Regions from separate parts of the Homo sapiens genome. Here region 1 is linked to region 2. A link is an interaction called in ENCODE POLR2A ChIA-PET data of the cell type or tissue named here. Cell type or tissue: MCF 10A. All regions are shown on one strand. Each heading gives the region's core, and the rest is flanking DNA. Links, peaks and the distances in the headings are about the cores only. Region 1 overlaps DLGAP1 (DLG associated protein 1). Region 2 has its middle 34 kb from the start of MYL12-AS1.

Evidence for each region. Peaks named below come from ENCODE experiments on the same cell type or tissue, not always from the same donor. Only the 100,000 strongest peaks of a DNase experiment are listed, where the experiment ranks them.
Region 1: POLR2A ChIA-PET joins it to region 2 with 10 read pairs; 10 of 35 experiments call an interaction of 5 or more read pairs at or near these places.

What each region holds. Positions count from the first base shown.
Region 1 is chr18:3,619,177-3,629,415 of GRCh38, reverse strand. The region is part of intron 7 of DLGAP1 (DLG associated protein 1); the gene reads left to right. Among named protein-coding and RNA genes, the nearest start is that of DLGAP1-AS2, 21 kb to the right of the region's middle. RefSeq lists enhancers at 3,645-4,216, 4,381-5,580, 5,363-5,936 and a silencer at 5,252-5,546. In MCF 10A, for the core only: no CTCF peak of the experiment used is centred there; DNase peaks (open chromatin) are centred at 4,405, 4,985, 5,285, 6,935 and 2 weaker places.
Region 2 is chr18:3,291,597-3,301,835 of GRCh38, reverse strand. No RefSeq gene overlaps it. Among named protein-coding and RNA genes, the nearest start is that of MYL12-AS1, 34 kb to the right of the region's middle. RefSeq lists enhancers at 4,551-4,630, 6,791-7,085. In MCF 10A, for the core only: a CTCF peak has its summit at 4,250 (motif pointing right); a DNase peak (open chromatin) is centred at 4,285.

The DNA of each region.
Region 1 (10,239 bases), core at 1,221-9,220, 330 kb before region 2:
ACAGGGTTGAGCCACCGCGCCCAGCCTATTTTTTATTTTTATTTATTTGTTTGTAGACAGAGCCTCACTTTGTCACTCAAGCTGGAGTGCAGTGCCACAATCATGGCTCATTGCAGCCTCAACCTCCCAGGTTCAAGTGATCCTCCCACCTCAGCTATTTATTTTTTTAGAGATGGCGTCTTGCTGTGTTACCCAGGCTAGTCTCAAACTCCTGTCTTGGCCTCCCAAAGTGCTGGGATTGTAGGTGTGAGCCACTGTGCCTGGCCACAAAAAATTATAAAGTGTAACAATATCAAATGTTGGCAAAGATATGCAGCAGCAATAGGAATTCTCATGCACTGTTATGGGAGTGTATGTTGGGACAATATCCACATTTTTAAAAATATTATTTGACATTATGAAGAAACTCATAGCAAACAACCCGAACATTTTCTAGAAAAGTCTTTTACTTGTGTGCCAAATACAGGACAGGAATATTCATGGTGGCATTGTTCAAATACCAAAAAAACCCTAAATATCCATCTATAGTAAAATGTATTTTTATTGTTTATTTCCATGCAATGAAATGGTATTTTCATATAGCAATGGAAATTGACAAGTTGTATGTAATTACAATATAGGTGAATCAACCCACAACATTAAGTAAAAGAAGCAAAATACAAAAGAATACATATATGTAGTAAGCTTCTTTTAATTTAAAGTTCAAAACCAGGCATAATCAAGCTATATTGTTTAGGAATGCATGCAGAAATACTAAAGGCAAGAAAATAATGACAAATATCAGCAGACTAGTTACTTCTGGGATAGGAGGGGTTTGTAACAGGGAAAAGATGCACGGGGAATGTGAACTGCAGGCTCGGAGGCATTCTATAGCTTGGCCTACGTGGTGGTTTCGGAATCTTCATTTTGTAATTATTCTTTAAGAATAGGCTGGGCACACTGGCTCATGCCTGTAATCCCAGCACTCTGGGAGGCTGAGGTGGGTGGATCACTTGAGGTCAGGAGTACAAGACCCCTGGCGGACATGGTCAAACCTCGTCTCTACTGAAAATACAAAAATCGTCTGAGTGTGATGGCACATGGCTATAATCCCACCTACTTGGGAGGCTGAAATAGGAGAATCGCTCGAACCCGGGAGGCAGAGGTTACAGCGAGCCAAGATCACACCACTGCACTCCAGCCTAGGTGACAGAGCGAGACTCCGTCTCAAAAAAAAAAAAAAAAAAAGAATATAGCACAAGGCCAGGCGCAGTGGCTCACGCCTGTAATCCCACCACTTTGGGAGGCCAAGGCGGGTGGACCACTTGAGGTCAGGAGATCGAGACCAGCCTGGCCAACATAGTGAAAGCCCATCTCTACTAAAAATACAAAAATTAGCCAGGTGTGGTGCGCGCCTGTAATCCCAGCTACTCGGGAGGCTGTGGCAGGAGAATCACTGGAACCGGGGAGGTGGGAGGTTGCAGTGAGCCGAGATCGCCCCATTGCACTCCGGCCTGGACAACAGAGCGAGACTCCATCTCAAAAAAAAAAAAAAAAAAAAGGAAGGAAGGAGGGAGGAAGGGAGGGAAGGAAGGAAGAAAGAAAGAAAAAATAGCGGAGGGATTAATTAGATGGGCAGTCCCAGCTACTTGGGAGGTTAAGGCAGGAGGATCACTTGAGCTTAGGAATTTGAAGTTGCAGTGAGATGTGATTACATCACTGCACTGCAGCCTGGGCAACAGAGGAAGACCCCATCTCTAAAAATATATATAGCAGAGAAAGAAGGAATGCCCCACAACTAAATATTATATTACAAGACAAACTACTGTATGTTTTTTCAAATTACAAAAACTACCTGCTCTTCACTGTCTTCCTCCTCAAAATTCTGATACGCCCACCCATTAGAGAAGCATCCGGATAGCGTGTAGGACTGTAGCGTGTGGGAGAAGGACAGGAAAGATGGGGGATAAGAAAGCAAACATATATGCCTAACATTCCTCTATCTCATGGAACTGTACGAAGGAAACTGACAACACATTGGACTGAACAAATTCACTCACTGCATTTGCCTGCCTGGGACTCGGTCAGTGCCTTCCCTGAGCTCAGAAGCCTATAAACTTCTGCAATCTGTTCTTCTCAAGAGCATTGTATTAGTAATCACACACCAGAAACAACTGACAAAAAATTACTAGCACTAGGCCAGGTGTGGTGGCTCACTCCTGTAATCTTAGCACTTTGGGAGGCCAAGGCGGGAAGATCACTTAAGCTCAGGAGTTCAAGACCAGCCTGGGCAACATAGTGAGCCCTCATCTCTATTAAAAAAAAATTACTAGCACTAATAAAATGTTAGCAGTACTTTCATGAGACCATGTAATTCTTTCAGGTACATTGTTAATGACCTTATTGAAATATGACTCATATGTCATAAAATCCACTCGTTTAAAGTGCACAATTCAGCGTTTTTTGTGTGTGTGCTCACAGAGTTGTACAACCATCACCACAGTCTTAGCTTCAAATATTTTCTTTTCTTTTTTTTGTGAGACAGAGTCTCACTCTGTTGCCCAGGCTGGAGTGCAGTGGCGTGATCTCAGCTCACTGCAGCCTCCGCCCTCCCGGGTTCAAATGATTCTCCTGCCTCAGCCTCCCGAGTAGCTGGGATTACAGGTGCACGCCACCACAATTTTTATATTTTTAGTAGAGACAAAATTTTTCCATGTTGGGCAGGCTGGTCTTGAACTCCTGACCTCAAGTGATCCGCCCACCTCCACCTCCCAAAGTAGTGGGATGATAGGCATGAGCTACCACATCCAGCTTTCTTTTCTTTGCTTTTTTTTTTTTTTTTAACAGGTTCTTGCTCTGTCACCCAGCAGGGTGGAGTGCAGTGGTGTGATCTCGGCTCACTGAAGCCTTGACCCCCCACATTCAAGTGATCCTCCCACCTCAGCCTCCTGAGTAGCTGGGACTACAGACGCCCACCACCATGCCCAGCTAATTTTTGTATTTTTTGTAGAGACTGAGTTTTGCCATGTTGCCCAGGCTTGTCTTAAATTCCTGGGCTTACGCAATCCTCCCACCTCAGCCTCCCAAAATGCTAAGATTACAGATGTGAGCCGCCATTCCTGATCTTTTTTTTTTTTTTCTTTTTTGAGACTGGGTCTCACTCTGTAGCCCAGGCTGGAGTGCACTGGCGCGATCACTACTCATTGTAGCCTCAACCTCGGGCTAAAGTGATCCTCCCACCTCAGCCCCCCAAGTAGCTGGCACTACAGGGATGTGCCACCACGCTGGGCTAATTTTTTTATTTTGTAGAGATGGGTCTCCCTATGTTGTCCAGGCTGGTCTTGAATTCCTGGGCTGAAATGATCCTCCTGCCTCAGCCTCCTAAAATGCTGGGATTACAGGTGTGAGCCATGGCTCCCAGCCACATTTTCATCTCCCACAAACCTAGGCAAGCACAAGTCTACTTTCTGTCCCTCAGAATTAATTTATGCTTTTGGAAAATGAATAAATGTAGGCATGCATGAACAGAGATTTGATCATATCCTTTGAAAAAACTATTCAACTCCCTGGGTCAGGGGAGGTTAGTTCAACATTGGTAGTTCAAGGAATTTGTGACATGCCAGAAATTAAGAACTCAGGTTGAGAACAGTGATAGTTGCATTGTGTTAAGATGAAATTGATATTTATGATTTCCTTTTTTTTTCTGTTTTACAAATGCTTTCTGAACTAACATGATGTACTAATCTCTAAGAAAAATAAGCCTAATTGCCTCTCACTTAGATTGCAATCATGAAGGTCTAATTTTTCTGTAAGAACATTACTCTTCTTAGATTACAACATATTCATAAACAAAACCCCAAAAAAGGCATGCTTTGGGTTTAACTGCCTTAAAACAAGCCATTTTCTATTGTGAAAGCTTGAAGTTGTCCAACATCTAATCTCCTAGAAAATAATTTGCTAATTTGCTTCGATTTTTCTGTTTGGGGCATTGCGTGAAGTGGTGCCTCCTTGAAGAACTTCACACACACAGGAAGCAGTTCCACTGCAAGGTGACTCACCTGAGGAGGTCTCTCCTTCCCTCCATTAGCTTCCCAGCCCCCGCAAACACACACACAACCTCTCACGGGGTGGGAGGACAGAAACTGTCTGTGCAACTGCACAGAGATCTTGGCCACCTAAGCAAATAGGTGGAGTGTATCCATACCTGATAAAACTTTCCAAATAGTCATAGAATTTGGCAGTCGTAACATCACTGGGCATTTAATGACTAGGGCTTCATCTCTATGAAGGGGGCTGTGAAGCCTGCTCGGGAGAGAGGAATGAGGGACCATCTCCTTAGAGAAGTGGGTGGGTAGAAATCATTTCTTATACTTGGCAGGGGTGGAGGACAGCCTCCATGAGTCACGACTCAGGCGTTTAGGGACTTGTGGCTTGGGTTTTTCCCTTCTGCATATTGTGTGTGTGGTAGGTAGACTTTGCTTCTGGGAGCATCTGCGGGAAACCGCTATTTTTGGTTCTTATGAGAGGCAGGAAGAGCGTTCAGTGAGTACTACCTGGGTGGGTCTTAGTGGTCTATTTCTTGGAGTTTAGATTAGTTTGCTCTTGAGATTCCCCCTGGGTGCATATGGCCTAACTCAGATGTGATATGATCAAACCTTCCCTGTAGCTAAGCAGAAAAAAACAAAATAAATTTGAATTTAAAAGGGGATGGGTATGCTCAGTCTGTTTTCCCTCTTCTTTATCATGACTTTTGGGGATTTCTTGAATCTTAAAAAATTGAAGTCTTCCAATGGGGAAAAGTAAGTAGGCTTTTCCTTTCTAAGAAGGGTAATGCTTAACATTTGTGGGATTTTGGTGATAAGTTTGCTACAAAACTACTCCTACAGTTCAGAGAAAATGACGCGGCAGAAATGAGCTGCCAGCAGGGCCAGGCTGTCGGCTTTGAAATTCCAGAGGCCTGCCCAGCCCTTTTGGTTTCCTGGAATGCTTTCATTCAGTCGTCATGCGGTAGGTGAGGAAAAACCCTGCAACATCAGTGTTGAGCTGGAAGAATATCTCATCTGCCGTCAGGGGACAGCGGCCCAGGGCGACAGGCACACATCCCTGCCTGTGCTCAGCGGCACAGTCAATGGACCGCGGGGCAGGGGCACGCAGGCTCGCCCAGCAGCAGTGTCAGACCTATGCGCACAAACAGACGGTTCACGCCCAGGTCACAGGCGCCCGTTGTCTCCTGGCCAGAGGTTGACGCACAGGCCAACCGTTGGACAGGCTCATGCTCTGTGTCATGAGAAAGGTGGAGCAGAGGTGACTCAGGGAAAGGCTGCTTTCCCCTAACACTGGCATTTGATTAATCTCATCTCAAATGCTGTCACTCACCCAGAAAGGGCCTAAATGTGCCTTACTTCCGCTGCTGGAGCGGTGGAATGTGGCAGCAGCTGTCTGGATGATGTGGAAGCCCAGCACGAGGAGGAGGGAGGAAAAGTACCAGATCCCACTGAACCGGTCAGATGAATGCAGGCAGGAGGGGAAACGGGCATCCGCACGGGGACCGGCCACATCCTAAGGCTGGAGGCTGCCCTGATGAAAAAGGCCCATTAGCAGGGAAGCAACGGGAAAAGCATTTTCTAGGGGGGTTTTCCTTTTTTTTTTTTTTTTTTTTTGAGACGGAGTCTTGCTCTGTCTCTCAGGCTGGGGTGCAGTAGTGTGACCTCGGCTCACTGCAAGCTCCGCCTCCCAGGTTCAAGCGATTCTCCTGCCTCAGGCTCCTGAGTAGCTGGGATTACAGGCATGCGCCACCACGCCCGGCTGATTTTTGTATTTTTAGTAGAGACACATTGGCCAGGCTGGTCTCGCACTCCTGACCTCAGGTGATCCGCCCGCCTCAGCCTCCCAAAGTGCTGGGATTACAGGCGTGAGCCACTGTGCCCGGCTGGCTTTTCCTTTTCACACGGCCTTGAAGAACTTCAAGAAGAGTTGTCATTAGCAGAACCTAAGACGGACTGAATCCCTTGTGTAGGTGAATTTGTGTCTAGGACCTCTTATACATGCGAAGCCTGGAAATGGAAGATAATGTCAGGGCTCGTGAAAATAATCATAGCTATTAATTATGACATGTCATTAACCACAATTAATTGCATTAATAGGATTAAACATTTACTTTGTTCCAGGCCCTGATCTAAGACTTTTTCCTTGATTATCTCATGTGATCCTCTCAACAACTCTCTTAAATCAATGCTTTTAGCATGCCTGTTTCACCAGTGAGGACATGGGGACACAGAGAGGCAGCACACAAGATCACCCAGCTGACATGAGGCCATTCCAGTACTGAAATCAGGCCAGGCTGGTGGCTCACGCGTGTAATCCCAGCACTTTGGGAGGCAGAGGCAGGCGGATCATTTGAGGTCAGGAGTTCAAGACCAGCCTGGCCAACATGGTGAAACCCCTTCTCTACTAAAAATACAAAAATTAACAGGGCATGGTGGCACATGCCTGTAGTCCCATCTACTGGGGAGGCTGAGGCACAAGAATCACTTGAACCTGGGAGGCGGAGGTTGCAATGAGCCAAGATTGTGCCACTGCACTCCAGCCTGGGCGACAGAGAGAGACTCTATCTCAAAAAAAAAGAAAAAGAAAAAAAAAGAAATCAATGAATGTGTAATTTCAAACTCCAGGCTGTGGCTGGAAGGGCTGACCTCACTCATGTTTTCAAAAGTGATTATCTTTCCGCTAGCCAAGTTAGGATTGCCTCTGGCAAGCAAGAAATTGGGGAAAGATGAGAGGAAACAGCCCCCTTCTGCTTGCCCCAGTCTGGGACAGTGGTGTGGCAGTGCATGGCTGTCAGCCTGGATCTTGTCCTGTGGACACAGGCACAGGCTGGGTGAAGGAGGCCAGACTTGTGGCCACTTGGAAGCCGAATTCTGGACTCTCCCTCCTCCCACATTCCCCAGGGGACAGAGCCAATCTTTGAGAGAGTAACTTTCCCCATCATTCCCAGATCCCAAGCCAAGCATGAATCATGAAATAATCAGCTTAGGACGAGTGCAGTGGCTCATGCCTGTAATCCCAGCACTTTGGGAGAATGAAGCAGGCAGATCACGAGGTCAGGAGATCGAGACCATCCTGGCTAACACAGTGAAACCCCGTCTCTACTAAAAAATACAAAAAATTAGCCGGGCGTGTTGGTGGGCGCCTGTAGTCCCAGCTACTTGGGAGGCTGAGGCAGGAGAATGGCATGAACCTGGGAGGCGGAGCTGGCAGTGAGCCAAGATCACGTCACTGCACTCTAGCCTGGGCGACAGAGCGAGACTCCATATCAAAAAAAAAAAAGAATCAGCTTAATTGTAGAGTCAGTGGGTACACACACAGCCAACATACACATACACTACCCATACGCACATCAGAGGCTCCACAGGTACCCTCTGTTGGCAAAGCAGCAGCCCAGGTCACTTTTAACTTATGTATTTATTTTGTAGAGATAGGGTCTCACTCTGTCACCCAGACTGGAGTGCAGTGGTGTAATCACGGCTCACTGCAGCCTCAACCTCCTGAGCTCAAGCAATCCTTACACCTCAGCCTCCCTACTAGCTGGGATTACAGGCATGCCACCATGCCCAGCTAATTTCTTTTATTTTAAGTTTTTGCAGGGACGTGTTGAAAGAAAAACCTTAGCCAAATTAAGCTTAACAAAGTTTAGTTAAGCAAAGAATGCTTTGCGAATCAGGCAGCCTCCCAAGCCAGGGTAGCTCAGAGAGACTCCAGTGCAGCCACGCAGTGGAAGATTTATAGACAGAAAAAGGAAAGTAACATATAGAAAACAGAAGTGAGGTACAGAAACAGTTGGATTGGCTACAGCTTGGCGTTTGCCTTATTTGAACACGGTTTGAACAGTTGGCCCCCTTTGGCCAAAACTCTCTGATTGGCACAAGAGTAGGTTACAGTGGGTTTATACCTCCATTTAGGTTGTATATAGTTCACTATGTACAGAGAAACCTTTAGGCTGAACTTAAAATATGTAAGGAGGCCACTTTAGGCTAAACTTGATTTAACAGACAAGGTCTCACTATGTTGCCCAGGCTGGTCTCAAACTCCTATCCTCAAGCCTTCTTCCCGCTTCAGCTTTGATGAACCTTAGGAGGGGAGGTCATTAGCAGAACCTAAGATGGATTGAATCTCTTGTGTAGGTGAAATCTTGTATAGGATCCTTATATGTCAAGCCTGGAAACAGAAGATAATGTCAGGGCAGGTATAATAATCATAGCTATTATTAGCAGCCTCCCAAAGTGCTGGGACTACAGGTGTGAGCCACTGAACTCAGCCCCAGGTCACTTATCTTTAAGGTGAACCTTAGCATGCCTCAGAATTACCAGAAGGACCTGTTCAAACACAGGGTGCTGGCCCCACCTCCAGAGTTTCTGACCCAGTAGTCCTGGGTGGAGCCTGAGGATTTGACCCACGTGTTCCCAGGTGCTGACACTACTGGTGGGAGACCAACCTCTGGGAACCACTGTTTGAAGGGTGAAAGCTCTAGAAATATGTATAATTTCTGGTCACACATCACTGCCTGTTTAAATGTGATACCAGGCCGGACGTGGTGGCTCTGGCCTGTAATCCCAACACTTTGGGAGGCCGAGGTGGGCGGATCACCTGAGGTCAGGAGTCCAAGACCAGCCTGGCCAACGTGGTGAAACCCCGTCTGTACTAAAAATACAAAAATCAGCCGGGCGTGGTAGTGGGCACCTGTAATCCCAGCTCCTCGGGAGGCTGAGGCAGAAGAATCACTTGAACCCAGGAGGCAGAGGTTGCAGTGAGTTGAGATCTTGCCATTGCACTCCAGCCTGAGCGACAAGAGTGAAACTCCATCTCAAAAATAATAATAATAATAATAATAATAAAATGTGATAGCAGTTGTTCTCGAGGATTTTCATCCTTGCAGCCTGTATGCTTTCCTATTGCTGCTGTCACCAGTTACACCCACAAGCGGAGTGGCTTTACACAACACAGATCATCTCACTGTTCTGGAGGTCAGAAGTCAGAAATGGGTCGGCAGGGCTGCTTTTCCTTGTGGAGGGCATAGGGGAGAATCTGTGTCCTTTTCGGGCTTCTAGAGGCTGCCTGTGTTCCTTGGCTTAAAGCCCCTTCCTCCATCTGCAAAGCCAGCAGCAGAGGTGCATCTTCAACCCCTCTGCTCCTCTCTCGCACACACACACTTCTGCCCCCATCATCACATCATCGTCTTTGTCTCTGACCCTCCTGCCTCCCTCTTATAAGGACCTCACGATGACTTTGGGCCCATTCAGGTAGTCTAGGACAACTTTTCCATTTTAAGATGCTTACTAACATCTGCCAAGTCCTTTTTTTCCCTAGAAGGTAGCATATCCACAGATTTCAAAGATTAAAAGATGGGTGTCTTTAGGGACCATCCACCCATCCTACCACCTGCTTAAACTCCAGCAGGTGGCCAGGCATGGTGGCATGCACCTATAGTTCCGGCTACTTAGGAGGCTGAGGTGGGAGGATCCCTTGAGCCTAGGAGGTCAAGGCTGTAGTGCGCAATGATGGGGTCTATGAGTAGCCACTGCACTTAAGCCTCGGCAGCATAGCAAGACCTCATCTCAAAAAACAAAAAACAAAAAAAAACCAACTCCGGCAAATATCCTTCCATCCCATATCTCCCACCAAAAAAAAAAAAAAAAAAGGAAAAAACTAAAAGAGCATCAGGATTTGCATGACGCTAAGTCAGAAGGTAAAGCCAAATTTTCCCCTTCTTCTGACTTACCTGATAATAAAGCAGTGTCGCAGGACGGGGTGGTGGGAAAAGTCAAAGAGACTGGAAGAAGAGGAGAGAAGGAAGGACTAGGGCGGCTAGAAGAGGGAAGGGGTTAGTGACTTGCATCAATATGGGCCTCTTGACCATGCACCAAACACCTACTCAGTCTCCCTGCTACTTTCTGGACTTTCTAGGACTGGAACCCTGGTCCCTTCCCTTTTGAGTCAAGAGACCTTAGTGACCCCACTAGACTTGCAGGTCAGCAGCGCCCCTGCCCAGCCCCCAGCACTGCTTTACCATCCTGCCTGCAGGCCACCTGGGAAAGATGCAGAAAGAGAAACTGCGCTAAAAGGCTAGACTCTTGCATGTTGAAATTTCTGCTTATTACCTTTGGAATTTTTCTGAAGTCCCAGCCTTAAGGCTGTGAATTCTCTGTTTGTGGGTATGTTAGTTTGCTAGGGCTGCCATAACTAAGTACCATAGATGGGGTGCCT
Region 2 (10,239 bases), core at 1,110-9,109:
TCTAGCTCTGCAAAAAAAGATGTTGGTATTTTGATAGAAATTGCATTGAATCTGCAGATTTCTTTGGGTAGTATGATCATTTTCATGGTATTGGTTATCCAAACCATGAGCATGGGATGTATTTCCATTTGTTTGTGTCATTTATGATCTCTTTCAGCAGCATTTTATAGTTTTCTTGTAGAGATCTTTCACCTTCTTGGTTAAGTATAGTCCTAGGCATTTCATTTTTTTATAGCAATTGTAAAAGATATTGAGTTCTTGATTTGATCCTCAGCTTGGTTATTGTTGGTGTTTAGCAGTGCTACTGATTTGTGTACATTGATTTTGTAACCTGAGATTTTACTGAGTTTGTTTATCAAATCTAGAAGTCTTCTGGTGAAGTCTGTAGGATTTTCTAGGTTTATGATCATGTCATCAGCAAACAGATGTTTGACTTCTTCTCTAATTTGGATGCTTTTTATTTCCTTTTCTTGCTTGATTGCTCTGACTAGGACTTACAGTACTACGTTGAACAGAAGTGGTCAAAGTAGGCATCCTTGTCTTGTTCCATTTCTTAGGGGGAATGCTTTCAACTTTTCCCCTTTCAGTATGATGTAGACTGTGGGTTTGTCCTATGTGGCTTTTATTATTTTGAGATGCGTTCCTTCTATGCTTAGTTTGTTGAGGGTTTTTTATCACAAAGTGATGCTGGGTTTTATTAAATGCTTTTTCTGAGTCTATTGAGATGATCACATCGTTTTTGTTTTTAATTCTGTTTATGAGATAAATCACATTTATTGACTTGTGTATGTTGAACCATCCCTGCATCCCTGGAATGAAACTCATTTTATCATGGTGAATTCTATTTTTGATGTGCTGTTGGATTCAGTTTGCTAGCACTTTGTTGAGGATTTTTGCACCTATGTTCATCAAAGATATTGGTCTGTAGTTTTCTCTTTTTATGTCCTTTTCTGGTTTTGGTATCAGGCTGATACTGGCTTTGTAGAATGAGTTAGGGAGGAGGCTCTCTTTCTCAATCTTTTAGGATAGTTTCAGTAGGATTGGTATCAATTCTTCTAGAATATCTGGTAGAATTTAGCTGTGAATCCATCTGGCCCTGGGTATTTTTGTTCTAGGTGGTAATTATTTTTCTTTGAGATAGGGTCTCACCTTTTGCTCAAGCTGCAGTACAGTGGCACAATCACAGCTCACTGCACCCATGACCTCCCAAAGCTTAAGTGATCCTCCAACCTTTGCCTCCCGAGTAGCTGGGATTACATGCGTGCACCACCACATTTGGCTAAATTTTGTATTTTTTTGTAGAGATGGGGTTTCGCCATGTTGCCCAGGCTGGTCTCTAACTCCCGGGCTCAAGCGATCTGCCTGCCTCTGCCTTCCAAAGTGCTAAGATTACAGGCATGAGCAACCATGCCTAGCTGGTAATTTTTTATTACTGATTGAATCTCACTGCTTGTAATTGGTTTGCTCAGAATTCCTATTTCTTCCTGATTCAAGCTAGGAGGGTTGTATGTTTCCAGGAACTTATTCATTTCCTCTAAATATTCCAGTTTTTGTGCATAGAGGTGTTCATAGTAGTCTCTAATGATCTTTTGTATTTCTGTGGTGTTGGTTGTAATGTCTCCATTTTTATTTCTAATTGAGCTAATTTGAATCTTCTCTCTTTTTGGTTAATCTAGCTAATGGTGTATTGATTTTATTTCTCCTTTCAAAGAACCAACTTTTTGTTTCATTAATCTTTTGTAATTTTTGTTTCAATTTCATTTAGTTCTTCTCTGATCTTTGTTATTTCTTTTCTTCTGCTAGTTTTGGGTTTGGTTTGTTCTTCTTTCTTCAGTTCCTTAAGGTGTGATCTTAGGTTGTCAATTTGTGACCTTTCAGACTTTTTGATATAGGGATTTAGTACTATAAACTGTCCCCTTAGCACTGCTTTTGCTGTATTCCAGAGGTTTTGATACCCTGTATCACTATTATCATTCATTTTGAATAATTTTTAAATTTCTATCTCAATTTCATTGTTAACCCGAAAATCATTCAGCAGCAGATTGTTTAATTTCCATGTATTTGTATAGTTTTGAAGGCTCTTTTTGGAGTTGATTTCTAGTTTTATTCCACTGTAGTCTGAGAAGATACTTGACATTATTTTGATTTTTTAAAGTTTTTTGAGACTTGTTTTGTGGCCTGTCATATGGTTTATCTTGGAGAATGTTCCATGTGCTGATAAGAAGAATGTATATTGTGCAGTTCTTGGGTAGAATGTTCCGTAAATACCTGTTAGGTCCCTTTGTTCTGGAGTGTAGTTTAAGACTAGCATTTCTTTGTTGACCTTCTGCCACAATGATCTGTCTAGGACTGTTAGTGAAGTGTTGAAGTCCCCTACCATTATTATGTTACTGTCTATCTCTCATCTTAGATCTAGAAGTAATAGTTTTATGAATCTGGGAGCTCCAGAGTTAGGTGCATATGTATTTAGGATTATAGTATCTTCTTGTTGGATTCATCCTTTTATCATTATGTAATGACTTTTTTGTCTTTTTTCTATTGTTCTTGCTTTAAAGTCTGTTTTATCTAACATAAAAATAGATACTTCTGCTCACTTTTGGTTTTCTTTTGCACAGAATATTTTTTGCCACTCCTTTACCTTGAATCTATAAGAATCCTTATGTGTTAGGTGAGTCTCTCGAAGACTGAAGATATGTGGTTTGTGATTTTTTATCCATTCTGCCCATTTATACCTTAAAGTAGAGCATTTAGACCATTTACATTCAACATTAATATTGAGATGTGAGCTACTGTTCCAGCCATCATGTTGATTGTTACCTAGATATTTTGTTTTCTTCATTGTGTTATTGTTTTATAGACCCTATGAGGTTTATGTGTCAAGAGGTTCTGTTCTGGTTTATATCAACCTTTTGTTTCAAGCTTTAGAAATCCTTTGAGCATTTCTTGTAGGGCTGGTCTGATAGTGACAAATTCCCTCACCATTTGCTTATCTGAACAAGACTTTATTTTGTCTGTATTTATAAGACTTAATTTTACTGAATACAAAATTCTTGGCTGAGGGTTATTCCATTTAAGAAGGCTAAAGACACTTTGGGAGGCTGAGGCAGGTGAATCACAAGGTCAGGAGTTCGAGACCAGCCTGACCAACATGGTGAAACCTCGTCTCTACTAAAAATACAAAAATTAGCTGGGCTTGGTGGCATGTACCTGTATTCCCAGCTATTCAGGAGGCTGAGGCAGGAGAATTGCTTGAACCTGGGAGGTGGAGGTTGCAGTGAGCTGAGATTGCACCACTGCACTCCAGCCTGGGCAACAGGGCAAGACTCCATCTCAAAAAAAAAAGAAGGCTAAAGATAGGATTCGAATTCCTTCTGGTTTGTAAATTTTATACTGAAAAGTCTACTATTTGTCTGATAGGTTTCCCTTTATAGCTTACCTGATGCTTTTGACTCACTGCTCTTAGAATTCTTTCCTTCACACTGACTATAGATAGTCTGATGACTATGTTCCTTGGTGATATCCTTTTTGCAATGAATCTCCCAGGACTTCTTTGAGCTTCTTGTATTTGGATGTCTAAATCTCCAGCAAGGACAGGGAAGTTTTTCTCAATTATTCCCTCAAAGAAGTTTTTCACTTTTTTTTTTTTTTTTTTTTTTTGCTTTTTCTTCTCCTTCAGGGACACCAATAGTTCTTATACTTGTCCATTTTACATAATACCATATTTCTTGGACGCTTTATTCATTTCTATTAATTCTTTTTTCTTTATTTTTGTCTGATTGGGTTAATTTGAAAGCCTTGTCTTAGAGCTCTGAAATTCTTTCTTCTATTTGGTCTAGAATATTGTTAAAACTTTCCAGCTCATTTTGTAATTCCCTAAATCCCTAAATGTGTCCTTCATTTCAAAAAGTTCTGGTTGATTTTTTAAAAAAATCTATCTCTTTAGAAAATATTTCATCTATATCCTGAATTGATTTTTAAATTTCTATATGTTGTTTTTCACCTTTCTCTTATATCTCCTTGAGTAGCTTAATGATCAACCTTTTGAATTCTTTGTCTGGTAAAGATTTCTCAAATGCCAGTAGTAGTAGTAATGAATTGGTCATGTGGACAGACTCAGGACCCCCTGGTTAGCCAGAACGATGCAGGCAATGGTGACAGCTGAGGTCATGCACAAGTTTTCTCCTTCCTTGGTGCAGTGTTACACTACTTGGAGATGCTGTAATGGACTGTCAATTGGCCTCCAGCCAGAAGGTGGCGCTTGCCAAAGAGCACCAGCTGCCGTAGTAGCAGTGGGATTTGTGCTTGCCTCATGTTACCCAGGGGAGGTACTCTGGTGACTCAGGTAATGGGTGGGGCCATAGAGCGCCAAAAAATTTCTGTCCTTTGTGTTAAGCTACCAGAGCAAGTGAAGGAGCAAAGCCAGGTGGCGGCTGGATCAGGCAGGTTCACGCTGTGGCTCCCCACATGCGGGGTAAGCAGTGGCCCCTGTGGGGGTCAGAGAGCATTTTTCTGGCCGCAGGGGTAATGTTGCAGGGAGGGGTGCAGCTGCCTCTGCTGCACAGAAGTCTCTCTACAGGGGTTGGGGAGTAGCAGGCGGCAGTAAGCCCCACCAGCGCCCATGCACTTGGCAAGGCCGGTCCCTCACCCGCAGGGTTCCGCTTGCAGCAGCTCGTTAGAATCCAGGCAGTCCGCATTCAGAACTCAAGACTGCCCCATGCCATAAGCCTTCCTGAAGGAGAGAACAACCAATGCTTTCAAGCCACGCCCCTCCCAGTCTGCCCGTGAAGCAGGGGCGCCCAGCTCCTGCACCCGTGGCTGCAGCACATTTCCCAGTCACTCCTTGGTTCTGCCCAAGGGGGTTTGTCCCCATTCGGCATTATATTGTGAACCCAGTTGGGAACTTCTGCCAACCTGTGACTGCTGTCTGAGTTAGCTGGCAGATTTCTGCACAGTCCTCTGTGAGGTAGGGTCGGGAATGTCTTCCCTCCATCCTCACTGGAGCCTGGGAGTGCATGCAAAGCCCGTCCCAATGATGCTTTTTCTCATACATTCCCCACTGCTCACTAAAATCAGCTCCATTGCTGGATAGGGTTAAGTTCTTCCCTCATGGGCCTCTATTGCCAGATTCCCAAGTGGGAGTGTATGTTCCAGAGGCAATTTATTCCTCTTTCACTCTGGGGAACTTAGTTTTCCACTGGCTTATGGTGTAGGCTGCAGCCCAGTGCTTCTTTCAAAGGGTCAGTGGCTTCTTTCAGTTCTCCTGTTAAGTTCCTGTGTTGCTTCTAGGAGAAAAGTTCACAGTGTGTGAGTCTCTACACACTATCTTGTCTTTCCAAGTGGAAGAGGCATGCTAACACTGCCTCCAATCTGCCATCTTGGGAGCAACAGAGTGAGAACTTGTCTCTTAAAAAAAAGGTGGGGAGGCCGGGCGCGGTGGCTCACGCCTGTAATCCCAGCATTTGGGAGGCCAAGGCAGGCAGATTATGAGGTCAGGAGTTCGAGGCCAGCCTGGCCAACATGGTGAAACCCCATCTCTACTAAAGATATAAAAAATTAGCCGGGCGTGGTGACGCCCGCCTGTGATCCCAGCTACTCAGGAGGCTGAGGCAGGAGAATCGCTTGAACCTGGGAGGTGGAGGTTGCAGTGAGCAGAGATAGCGCCATTGCACTCCAGCCTGGGTGACAGGGTGAGACTCTGTCTCAAAAAAAAAAAAAAAAAAAAAAGTGGGAGGGGAAGCGGTCTTTTGTTTTAGAGATATCTGCTTTAATATGTATGAACAAATATCAGTGATTTGCTGACAAAATGATTTGTCAGTGATTTACTTCAAAGTAATCTAGTGATGCAGGTAAGAGGGCTGAGGGATAATGATGAAAGGAAAATGGGAGGGGTTATAGATGAAACAAGTTTGGCCATGAGCTGATTATTATTGAAGCTAGGTGATGCCTACAAGGGGATCCATACATTATTTTCTCTTTGCAATACAATCCTGACCTGGAGTAAGGTCAAATTTCACAGGTTAAGGGAACAGCCACTCACAGGATGCCTCTTACCCCAGATACCAGCTGTTATATGTTCCAGGGTTCCTGAGCCACCGGTGCTTCTGACCAACTGACCACAAATGCAGGGATTCCCACTAACTCCTCAGGTTTAATAATGGACCAGAACAACTCACAGAATGCAGGCACGCACTATACTTAGGCTTAGTGTTTCATTATAAAAGACACAAACCAGGGACATCCAAATGAAAAGGTGCAGGGAGCAAAGTCTGGGAGGGTCCCAAATTCAAAGCTTCTTTATGCTCAGGACCTGTCATCCTCCTGGCACACTGATGTATGATTATCAACCTGGAAGTTTCCCCTAGCTTTCATGTCCAGAGTTTTTATTTGGGTTTTATTTTGTAGGCATGATTGGTTGAATCATTGGCAGTGTGATCGAATTCAGTCTCCAGCCCCCTGCTCCTTCCTGGGGGTCAGAGGTCAGAAGTCAGGCTGATATCCACATTGCTCAAAGCCCCAACCCTCCAGTCACATGGATGGCTTTTGTGGCATGTCCAGCCCCTATCCTGAGTGATATCATTAACATAAAGTCAGGCATGATCTGAGGATATTATTTCATAGAAATACAGCCTTCCACAAACGTTGGAACTGGTTAAAGAGTCTCTGTAAGACTGTAGTCCTTTCATCTGGTACTGGAGCTTGAAGTCCAGAGGGCAGAGAGTTGGAAAGCGACAATGGATATAAAGTGAGGAAGATCAAGAAAAGACTGGAACCCACAGCATGAACTAGAACCCAGCAGGACAAATTGAAACTCATGTCAGTTCATATTCCTTCTGGTGTTGATAGTGGGGACCCAACCTCATGGAACTAAACACACACACACCAGGCCCAGGAGTCAGGGAAGCTGAGGGAAAACCCAGTGGAAGGTAGAGCAGGCCCAGCTGCCGCTTCATGCTGATGAGGTGAGTCAGCAGATCAGCAACAATGTGTGTGAGCTACAAAATGACTGCAGCTTCCCATCTGCTTTCTGAATCTCACAAGAATCTCCCTCATGGCCCACCATAACCAGAAACATACAAGAAACAAAATTGTGGAAAACGTAGTTCAGCTTAGCCAAGTCAATACATTACAAGGCCACCACACCACACTTAATAAAAAGTAAACATTTGTAAATCAATCAACCAGTGCCTGGAAGTACTTATTTAAGAGCCAAATTATTTCACAAAGTAAACTGAAACACACCTGGTGAATCCCACCCACCACTGGATACATATTTGCATTGCCACCCATTATTCCTTCCCTCTTCTCCTGTAAGAGAATACGATCTCCTACCAATTCTCCCTCCACCTTTTATTCTCTCTCAGTAATCATGCTTCATCAATTAACTTCTGTCTCTGGCTGTTCTTTATCTTCAGCTTCTTTTTTTTTAAGCTTCCCATGATTCTGTAAATCCCTATAGCAAATAACTTTTTTTTCTCTTTTCCATTACAGCCAAGTGTTGAGTACAAAAAGTCTATTTATGCTATCGTTACTTCTATAATGTGATTTTTCTGTAGTATTTGAGAATATTCAATTCTTCTGAAATTAACAAGAGAAACAAACAAGTAGAACAATAGGTGACACTCATAAAACATGTTGAGGAATGATAGCAAATGTACTAAGTTAGAAATCTTTTAGGTTAAACATAAATAGCATATACAGAACATATGTTTGGTAAGCATAGATTAAAAGAATGGAAATACCAAGTGTGCTACTTGTAGATAGGAAAGGATAGAAGGACCAAGTAAACCTAAAATATTAGTAAAATCACAGATCATGTATCCTCCTGAATGACAGCTATGTCATATTTAAATCAGCTGCTGAATCGTGACAGCTATTCTTGCCCCAGGTGACCTCTGTCCAAGATATGCAGATAAATCCACAGCTCCTCAGCACTTCATTGGTGAATTTCAGTTGTGCACAGGCTCCTTGTCCTCCATCTCTTTGAAAGAGGAAGCATGTGTTGGCTTCAGGCACCTTCAATTTGCTGAGTCTCCTTGCTCACCCTTGACTCTGGTCACTGCATCAGACCATGCCATCAGTAGGAAATTCTGATGTGTCTTTGTAGGTGAGAGAGATAGGATATGAACATTGTGTGACTCAGGATTTTTTTTGTATGGCTCTTACATCCAACTTGGATCCTATCCTTAGTGTGATAACTTATCTCAGTTTCCACTTGCTTCTTGCTTTGTGTTTAAAATTTACACATAGGCTGGACATGGTGGCTCAAACTTGTAATTCTAGCACTTTGGAAGGCTGAGGTGGGAGGACTGCTTGAGCCCAGGAGTTCAAGACCAGCCTGGGCAACATAGCGAGACCTTGTCTCTAAAACAAAAATAAAAACAAAAAATTAGCTGAGCATGCTAGTGTGTGCCTGTAGTCCTAGCTACTAGGGAGTTTGAGGTGGGAGGATTGCTTAAGCCCAGGAGGATGAGGCTGCAATGAGCCATGATGACACCACTGCACTCCAGCCTGGGTGACAGAGCAAGACCCTGTCTCAAAAAAGAAAAGAAAACATAAATAAACCTTGTGATTCCAGCGTCTTTGCAATTTTCTCTCACCCTGTCTCTTTTATGAACTCTAGAGCAGCCTGCCTGATAGTGTACTTGGAGGTAGCATGAACAACTTGTCCTGATTTGTAGCTTTTGCACGCAAATCCAGTATCCTAGAAACCCCCTCAGTTCTGTGCAAATGGGGACAATTGGTCACCCTACTTGGAAGTAATTATTACATCAAGTTCATTTCCCACTGAAGCAGTCCCCTTACCTCTCCTTTTCTTCTTCAATTATTGTAATCTGGTTTCTACTGACACAAATTGCTATGGGTTGAATGTGTTCTCCAAAGTTCATGTGTTGTAAACTTAATCCCCAATGCAAAAGTGTTGAGAGGTGGGACTTTTAAGAGGTAATTAGGTCATGAGAGCTCAGTCCTCATGAATGGATTAATGCCATTATTGTGGAAATGGATTTCTGATAAAAGGATAAGTTCAGCCCTCTTCCCATCTCTCTCTCACATGCTTTATTGCCCTTCTGCCTTCCATGATGGGATGATGCATCAAGAAGGCCCCCTTCAGATATAGGCCCTTCAATCTTGGACTCCCCAGCCTCCAGAACTGTAAGAAATAAATTTCTGTTCTTTATAAATTATCCAATCTCAGATATTCTGTTATAGCAGTACAAAATGAACTAAGACAGCATTCTACCAAAAATGTTTTCACTGGGAGCACCAGTTACTTCCATATTGTCAAAACAAATGGACACTTATTTGATTTCACTGAAGCAATTAACACTTTTGTCACATTTTCTTTCTTGAGATTCTTTTCTCTTAGGTTCTACGACATCTCTTGCATTACCTAGATGCTTTCTGGATTTAATGTGGACCAGTTGGATACCAAGCATCTGTAATTCAAAAAGTTCAAATAAGGGTTATAGGCCTTAAAGGGGAGGTAAATAGAGAGATCAGAATAGAAAGTTTATTCAAAGGAATAATAACAGAGAACTTCCCAAACCTAGAGAAGATATCAATATTCAAGTACAAGAAAGTTATAGAACACCAAGCAGATTTAATCCAAATAAGACTACCTCATGACATTTAATAATCAGACTTCCAAAGGTCAAGGACAAAGAAAGGATCCTAAAAGCAGCAAGAGAAAGAAACAAATAACATACAATGGAGCTCCAATACATCTGGCAGCAGACTTCTCAGTGGAAACCTTACAGGCCAAGAAGGAGTGGTGTGACATATTTAAAGTGCTAAAGAAAAAAACCTTTTATCCTAAAATGGTATGTCCAACAAAAATATACCTTAAACATGAAGGGGAAATAAAGACTCCTCCACTGTACCCCAGACAAAAAAAAAAGAGGCCAAGGGATTTCATCAATGCTAGACCTGTCTTACAAGGAATGCTAAAGGGAGTTTTTCAATCTGAAAGAAAGGGACGTTAATGAGCAATAGGAAATCATCTGAAGGTTCAAAACTCACTGGTAATAGTAAGAACACAGAAAACAACAGAATATTATAACACTGTAATTGTGGTGTGTAAACTAGTCATATCTTGAGTAGAAAGACTAAAAGATGAGCCTATCAAAAATAGCCACAACAACTTTTCAAGACATAGTACAATAAGACATAAATAGAAACAACAAAAAGTTAAAAAGTAGGGGATGGAGTTAAAGTGTAGAGTTTTTATTAGTTTTCTCTTTG